Linked DNA regions of Homo sapiens: region 2 is linked to region 1. A link is a loop called in an ENCODE intact Hi-C map of the cell type or tissue named here. Cell type or tissue: heart right ventricle. All regions are shown on one strand. Links, peaks and the distances in the headings refer to the core of each region. The heading gives the core; the rest is flanking DNA. Region 1 has its middle 55 kb from the start of LINC00941. Region 2 overlaps DDX11-AS1 (DDX11 antisense RNA 1).

Region 1 (4,393 bases), core at 167-4,166:
ATATGTATGTGTATATATGTCTGTATATGTATATGTATGTATATGTATGCATACATATACATACACATGTATGTGTATGTGTACGTATATGTATATGTATGTATACATGTACATACATATATACACACACATATATGAATAATGTGCTCTATACTTTTTACTGATTGAAATATCCAATCAAAGAAGGGTGACAACGTAGATTGGGTGGTTGTTGAGCAGTCTTTTGGTGGTGATAGTCTCCTTGGAATCTGTTTCAGAAACCAGGCACAGTTATAGGAGAAGCTTTTTGGAATATATTAAGATCAAACACTTAGTAATGATTTTTAAAAGATCAAGCATCGTTTATTGAGACCAACAAATAACTTTCACCTTTTTACTACTGTGGAACATAAAAATATTAACGGAGGATTTTTTTTCTATTTTAAATGTCCCTCACTGCTGAACTGCTCATAGATATTATGTTTTTAAGGGAGTAGTGGAATTAATCATTAAATGCAAATTTACTACTTATATTTCCCAGAAAGTATATCATGGGAATTACAAATAATCTCCATTTTCTAAAATTATCCTCAAATTTATAATGCTATCAGGATGTAAGGTGAGTTAAAGTACAATTGCATTTTTTTAAAGTTTTAAAAACTAAAACTGAATGTAGATAATTCCAAAATATTTTGAGAAGGCCTCCTCAGTGTTCCATGATTTTGACATGTGTGGTTATGTGGAGGCTCAGTGAACCCGCAGGGTAACACACTTCTATTTTTGGATGGAGGCATGCAGGGAGAAAGGATGAAAAGGACAACGCAGCTTTGATAGGAAGCCTGCTTTTGGGGAAGGGATGGTCCACTCAGGCTTCCTGGAGGGTGGGAGTTCTTCCTGCCCAACATTGCCCCTCGTTTTCCCAGAGGAGCTTAAAACCCCAGTGAAAAAGCCACAGTTCCTGGAAAGTGTTATGGATCTGATAGCATTACATTTTATAAGCTATTAATACCCAAATTCACCATGTCCAAAAATGAGTTCCTTAATGACTAAGCCCCCTATCCATCACTAAACCAGCTTTGTCTCTCTATCAAAGTAAATGGCCCTGATATGGCTCCAATGACTGGAGGAACATCAGGTCCTTGGTCTCATGCTGATTTAGATAAAATGACATGGACACATGCGGAGTGGTTTAAGGAGCGGATAATTTAATAGGCAAGAAAGAAGAAAGAAGAAAGAAAGAAGAGAACAGCTCCCCTGTACAGAGACAGAGGGAGGGCAGAAAAGTGGTCGGTTATATGGGAGGCTGGAGGAGGCAGTATCTGATTTGCATAGAGCTGTAGGGTCCAGCCCTACTGGGTCTGTGGGTTTTTCTCCTGGTGTGCGGAGATGAGAGGTCGTAGAAATAAAGACACAAGACAAAGAGATAGAAGAAAAGACAGCTGGGCCCGGGGGACCACTACCACCTAGATGTGGAGACTGGCAGTGGCCCCGAATGCCTGGTCGCGCTGTTATTTATTGTGTACAAGGCAAAGGGGCAGGGTAAGGAGTGTGAGTCATCTCCAGTGATTAATAAGGTCATGTGAGTCACGTGTCCACCGGACAGGGGGCCTTTCCCTTTTAGGTAGCCGAGCTGGAGAGAGGACAGCTTACGTCATTATTTCTTCTATGCTCTTCTCAGAAAGATCAAAGACTTTAATACTTTCACTAATTCTGCTATTGCTATCTAGAAGGCGGAGCCAGGTGTACAGAGCAGAACATGAAAGTGAAACAGGAGCGTGACCTCTGAAGCACAGCATCACAGCGAGACGTTTAGGTCTCCGGATGGCTGCGGGCGGGCCTGACTGATGTCAGGCCTTCCACAAGAGGTGGTGGAGCAGAGTCTTCTCTAACTCCACCGGGGAAAGGGAGACTCCCTTTCCCGATCTGCTAAGTAACGGGTGCCTTCCCAGGCACTAGCGTTACCACTAGACCAAGGAGCCCTCTAGTGGCCCTGTCCGGGTGTGACAGAGGGCTCACACTAGTCTTCTGGTCACTTCTCACCATGTCCCTTCAGCTCCTATCTCTGTATGTCCTGGTTTTTCCTAGGTTATAATTGTAGAACAAAGATTATTATAATATTAGAATAAAGAGTAATGCTATAAACTAATGATTAGTAATATTCATATATAATCATATCTATATTCTATGCCTAATATAACTATTCTTATTTTAAGTATTTTCTTTATTATACTGGAATAGCTTGTGCTTTTAGTCTCTTGCCTCGTCACCTGGGTGGCTTGCCGCCCACAGAGGGCCCAGGGGATTGGTTTGACCAGGTGTGTCATTCACGAAGCCCGTGAAAAACCCGGCCCTCCCACCTTATCCTTTTAATGTGCAAATGTGGGCCGCTCTGATGTCCTGAACACATGCAGTTACCTGGAGGTGGCCATGACACTTGGCATACCTGGTGACAAGAAGAAGGCACGAATCACCATATTGGGTGGACTCAGCTTCTAATGGCCTGCGTTTGCATATCAAAGCTTGCCAGCCTGGCCCTTTAATTTGCCTTTCTGTTAGAAAAGAAATGATTTGGCCAGGTGCGGTGGCTGATGCCTGTAATCCTAGCACTTTGGGAGGCTGAGGTAGGCGGATCACTTGAGGTCAGGAGTTTGAGATCAGCCTGGCTAACATGGTGAAACCCCATCTCTACTAAAAATACAAAAAAAAAAATTAGCCAGGCTTGGTGGCGGGCACCTATAATCCTAGCTACATGGGAGGCTGAGACAGGAGAATCACTTGAACCAGGGAGGCAGAGGTTACAGTGAGCCCAGATTGCACCATTGCACTCCAGCCTGGGCGACAGAGTGAGACTGTCTCAAAAAGAAAAGAAAAGGTCTGGGGTTGCTTTTATTAAAAGAAAAAGCCTTACCGAGAATTCCTTTTACCCTTTCTATCTGCCTAAAAATTATTTCTTAGTAACTCCTGTATCATTCCCCCGCTCAAGAGAAGCAAACCTAACTGCTGTCAGGGGGTGTTGGATGGCGATTCTTTCTGGCTACTTCCTGCTGAAAAGGGGTATTGTGTGGGGAACAGCAGTTGTGCCTTCTCCTGAGGTTTATCTAAGGGTTCTTGGAAGAATGGCGTGACCATGTGTAAAAAGTAAAGTAGAGGTTCCTCTTCAAAGACTTTCCGCCCCGTCTAATAAGAAATAAATAGTAACTTCTCTTAAAAGCAAAATTTATTCAAAGACCTGTGCTAACATTCTTAAATATCTGCTAGCCATAATAAAGAAATCAATGTAATTTATGTTCTTAGCTCCCACAATTTAGCCTAAATATTTGCCCTGGCATGCTTATACTGGTCCAAGCAAGCATTAGATCATAGTCTGTTCCTCTTCCTTATTTAAAAGTGTTTTTACCTTTCCCAGCATTCCACAAGTTACTTCCTCCTTCTTTTGTTCTCCTCTACCTTTGCCTCTTTTAAAAAGTTCTAAGTTGCTAGCCAATCGGGACAAATACAGAATGTGAGGTCCCATTCCAGCTATTGGAAACTGGACACAGCAGTAGGGTGGACGCGTCAGGTTATAAATGACCCTGTCTCCTTTGTTCAGTGTACTCTCCTGGCAAAACTGCTGGCGAGTGTACCCTTTCTGCAAGAAGTAAAAATGGCCTTACTAAATAAACTGATGCTCAAGTGCTATTTCTTTACAAGCATTTCAAACACGTGTGGCTTTGCTCGCAGCACCGTTTGGAGTTTGATTGCTTCCAGGTGAAAAGAGATAAATTTTATAAGAAAATTTAAAATATAGGGTTAGAATGTGAGTATTAAGATTACCACCGTGAGTGGGGGTCCTATAGACCCTGAGTTTCATACCTATTAGTTACACCATGGATTGCAATACCAGTATCTCGCTGTACATTACCAGAAACATTAATATAAAAGAAACATTTTCCTTGAGAAAACCATACATTTCCCCTTTGACTTGCCATTAGAGAATAACTTTAAGCTTAGGCCATTTTCCTAACTTGCAATATGCTTGGGAGAAATACATTAGTGGGTGGCTAAAATAACTTTAATGTTAATCTTGACAATTCCTTTCCTTTAATAATTTCATGACTTTCACAGACCCTCTTACAACATACTTAAACTTTCTGACTTGCCCTAAGCATTCATCCTTTAAACAACCAGTCATTTCCTTTTAGGACAAGTATTTACCAATGAAAATCTTTTCTTACATAAAATCTTCCTTTATAATCTTCTCTTTATAGCTTAGAGCACATTATATTACCAACCTTCAGAAAAAGTCCTATTAAACGTAATGATAGTAAAACTTTCATCCTTGCTTCTTATCCACAACTATTACTCCTGCTATAAGCGACACAATTTTGACTAAATCTTTCCTGCAACTATCAATCCTGTTATAAGGTTGATAATT
Region 2 (4,393 bases), core at 263-4,262, 200 kb before region 1:
TGAAGTGTTGGTTCCCCGTCTGCCTACTGCAGTTGGTACAAACAACACTCAGGGTGCCAAGCTTCAGTTTGGTGAAGAAAAGCATAGCCCACATTCCAGTTCCCAGGCCTCGTCCTGAAGGGTAAGGGCAGCTCAGGCCCTGGCATTGCTTGTCCTGAGGACAGGCCAGCATGTCCTGTGCCTGGTGGTCTCCAGAAATGTTGTTGCCTGCCTGCTGCCACTCTGCATCTCAAGCTTATCCCCCCATGCCTTGCCAAAGCCCACTCCATCTCCCTCCCCTCCCAATCCACCTGGAGCTCCCACCTGTCATCTTTCCTTCCCACCGTGGGGCAGGTGGCGATCTGCAGGCCTCCCTGAGAGAGAACTGCCCCTACCCTGCCTCAAAGCCAGGGGCACTGATCCAGCTCTCAGCTCCAAGAAGATGGACTGGGATCTTCCCTTAATGCCTTCTGGGGTCTGAGGATAAAGATGGAGAGAGGCACTGAGCTGAGCACAAACAGGAAAAGGAAGAGCTCATGGCTCAGAGCTGAAGAAGACAGGACCCAGTGAGCAGAGGACTGTGTCCCCATAGGGAAAGACATGTTCTGGTACAGGCAGGTCTGGAGTTCAGGAAGGATTCAGGCTCAGTAGGGACTCCGGCTCACTGCCCTCTGCTTGGGAGAGCAAACCCTCCTAGGTGAGGTTTCCTTTCTGTGCCTTTACTGCAGGGAGCTTGTGTCAGAATCAAGGGCACCATCAAAATAGGATGCCACAGACATCTCAGCTGTGCCAAACTAATGCCCAAAGGCTCAGCTATTGCAGGTAGGGGTGGGAGGGCAGGCCCTCACAGGTAGGCCTCCTCACAGGCCCACCCTGCCCTTTATGGCACAGCCCAGGACCCTTAGGTCAAAGCTGACTTTTCCCAGTCTCAAAGCGCCGTCTTATCTGTTGCTTTATTTGTAACTCACAACAGGCCTCTGAGTCAGGCAGGGCATATGTCACTCCTATTTCATAGAAAGAGAAACTGAGGCATGGGGTGGGCTAAGTGACTTGGGCCAGAGGGTAAGTGAATTGGAGTCAGGACTCAGATCTCCTTGGATCCACACCAGACATCCTCCCACATGGAACCCTCTCCCTAATCTTAACACTTCCATGGCGTCATGGCTTCATCAGCCATCACAAGAAAATGAGGCCACAGAAATTGCATGCATGTTCATGTGTGTGTGTGCCTGTGTGTGTGTACACAAGTTCATGTGTTTGTGCACGTGTGCATATGTGCATGCGTGATGCCTTACTTGCTGAGGGAAGAGGAGGAGGGTTGGCAGCTGCTGATGATTTTCTCTATCTTGAATGTTGTAAGTGCTTTTCCCAGGAGAGCCAGATAGCCATGGTGTGTCAGGAGAGGTCTCAGAATGAGACTTATGAAGTGAAGATGAACAATGACACAGAGGCCTGCAGTGAGCCCAGTCTGCTCTCCACAGAGATGTGAGCTCTGCTGTCCTCTGCCCAGGATGGCCTGGGTGTGGAGATGGGTCTGGGGAGGCAGGGGCAGGTCCTCAAGATCCCTCCTCTGGGCATGATTTGTAGGAGGAGGGGAGATCACAGAGAAAAAACCTGCACAGCCTCTGTCATCTTCTTAGTGGAATGGGGGCCCCCATCTCTCTTTTTCACACACACACACACGCGCACACGCACACACACACACAGCCCTTTTTAGTTTGGCCTTTCCTGACTGGGAAAACATCTAAACATGGTTTCTTAAACTTTTTAGGCTGTAACCAACAGACATAAATGTATTTTCTGGTGACACTTAGTGCACAAATACATATATTGACAAACAAGTGTTTCGTGACACTACTGTAAAATAAAGCTGCCCAGAAGAGGGCACTGGTGGCAAATCTAGGCCTGAGATTATTTTGACCTTGCTGGAATTTTTTTAATATTTTAGTTGCATATCTAGATGCCTTAGAAGGTTGTGGCATCCATTTGGCTTTTAAATGCCAGCTATGAGAGAGGAGGTGGCTGCAGCACTGGCTAAAGGGCAGAAGGAAAAAGGGAAAATTCTCCTCCAAGGGAGCAGACCAATGTTGCTTAGACCCTAGCTCTGATCACCCTTCTCTCAAAACTCTGCATCCAAACCTCATCCTCAGGTTGATCTCTTCTACCCTTGACTGCCTGTTCCCAGATGTACTGGGTTGAAAAAGTTCATGTCCACTCAGAACCCGGAATGTGACCTTGTTTGAAAATAGGGTCTTTGCAGATGTTACCAAGGTAAGGGGAGCTCAGTGGATTAGAGTGGGCCCTACCTAGTCCAGTGATTGCTGGTTTTATTAAGAAGAGAACACACACACAGACACACATGCACCAAACACACACACACACACATATACACAAGAATGTGCCCTGTGAAAATGCAGGCAGAGCTTAGAGTGGCCTGGATCTGTATGTTGCTTCAGTTCTGGGAGCTCCCATGAGCCAGCAGAGAGACTGCAGGGTCTTCCTGAACAGTTCCTGAAGAGGAAAGAGAGACTCAGAGGATTGCCCCGATATCGCCCTTCCCTCCTCCTAAACTCTGCTGGGCTCTCCCACTCCCCCAGGAAGACTTCCCTGCTAACTTCTGCCCTGCAAGTTGACCCTGAGATTTTCAAGTGCCACCTGCCCCTGTGAACTTGAATGGATTGCGCTGTTCTTTGCACAAGAACAGAAACGTCTGCCTGGAGTGCAGCTTGTCCTGGTGGCTGGGACTTTCCTGACACACAGCTCCCCTTATCTGTTGTGGAGCGGTCTCACTGACATCTGAGCAAGCAACTGGAAGAAGCTTCAGCCCCAGTTCTAAAGGTTCACAGTGACTGACAGCTGGGGTTGAGACAGACCCGCCTTCTGTAGGTGGACTTGGTGATGGCCTCGGTTGTCCTTTTATAGACATTACCTATTGTGAGGGGCACGACTTTCACCCTCCTGCCCCACCAGTGTGGCAGTGCATTTTTTATTCTTTACATTTTTTATTCATATTATTTCTTGTTCAATTGAAGATGTACTTCTTCCTGAGTGTGCCTGTGAAAGGCTTTCTGAAAGAAGCTGCTTAGGTGACTCAGCCTGGAAGCTGAGGCAGGTTGCAAGGGGGCATCTTCCTGAGCCCTCAGTATGTCATCCATGAGGGACTGGATGGGCTCCAGTGACTCATTCTTCACTCCTTCCAGAGCTGAAACCAGAATGAGGCCAACTCAGACTCTGGACCCTAAGCACCGCCTCCCTAACCCCCTTCTTCCCACCCCATGCCAGGTCAGCATTGCACAGCTCTGCTTAGAATCATGTTTCCACTATAAAAGCAATACTTGTTTCACTGTAGGAAATACTTAATACACAATTTTTTTTAAGGAAAAGAAGAAAAATCACTCACCCCAGAGATAACACTGCTAATATTTGGTAGCTGTCCTTGCAGTCTTTTTTTAAAACAGCAACCAAAAAAACAAACAAACAAACAACAACAAAAAACAACCGAATGTTGATAGATTTTTTTTTCACAAAATAGGACTAGTAATTTTTTTCATTCCATAATATATTCCTCTATACAGCATAACAGGCAATCACATGATTCTACCATAACTTTTTTAAAAAAAAAAAAACAGGGCCTCAACCAGTCACCCAGGCTAAAGTATAATGGCGTGATCATATCTCACTGCAGCCTCAACCTTCTGGGCTCAGGTGATCCTCCTACCTCAGCCTCCTGAGTCATTGGGACTATAGGTGTGAGCCACCACATCTGACTAATTCTATCATAATTTTTTTGGTGAATACCCTATTTCTGAATAATTAGATTCTTTGCAATCTTTCAGTGTTATAAAAAGTAATCATAAATTCATTCAGCAACTATATATTGAGGACTTACTATTACCAGGCACTGCTAGGGGCTGGGGATCCAGGGGAGGACAAGAAAAACAGATTCCCACCCTTGAGAAGTTAGCATTCTGGTGGGGGAAAGACAAATCAGCAGTTAAATGCAAATTAAGTAAAAGGGAGGAAGCTGAGGGGAGTTCTGAGACCAAATGACGGGGGAGGAGCCCTTAGGCCCATCAGGGGATGTTTCTCTGAGAAGGTGATGCTCCAGCTCAGACCCGAAGTTGAAAGCCAGCCTACGAACACACAGGGCAAGGGCAGAAGACTTCCACGTGGTGTGTGTGGGGGGTCTCTTTGTGTCATAGAAAGTACCAGTGTGACTGCAGTTCCCAGAGGGGCAGGAAGTGGTGTAGGCTAAGGGTGAGAGGCCTCAGAGGTCAGGACATTCTGAGTCGGGTGAGTGAGAATATGGGAGCAGACTGAGACCCTAAGAGCAGTAGGGAGCTGCTGAGGGGTTTAAAGCAAGGAGTGGCATGTTCCAGCATGCATGTTCTAAAGAGAATCTGGCTGCTAAGAG

The links. Peaks named below come from ENCODE experiments on the same cell type or tissue, not always from the same donor. Only the 100,000 strongest peaks of a DNase experiment are listed, where the experiment ranks them.
Region 2: it touches region 1 in a loop (9-fold over the local background); 13 of 110 quality-filtered maps call a loop at or near these places.

What each region holds. Positions count from the first base shown.
Region 1 is chr12:30,848,839-30,853,231 of GRCh38, reverse strand. No RefSeq gene overlaps it. Among named protein-coding and RNA genes, the nearest start is that of LINC00941, 55 kb to the right of the region's middle. RefSeq lists enhancers at 1,551-1,900, 4,349-4,393. In heart right ventricle, for the core only: CTCF peaks have their summits at 1,764 and 1,965 (motif pointing left); DNase peaks (open chromatin) are centred at 1,481, 1,951 and 2,321; H3K4me3 peaks cover 741 bases; H3K27ac peaks cover 398 bases.
Region 2 is chr12:31,051,624-31,056,016 of GRCh38, reverse strand. The region is part of intron 2 of DDX11-AS1 (DDX11 antisense RNA 1); the gene reads left to right. Among named protein-coding and RNA genes, the nearest start is that of DDX11-AS1, 20 kb to the left of the region's middle. In heart right ventricle, for the core only: a CTCF peak has its summit at 1,867 (motif pointing right); no DNase peak of the experiment used is centred there.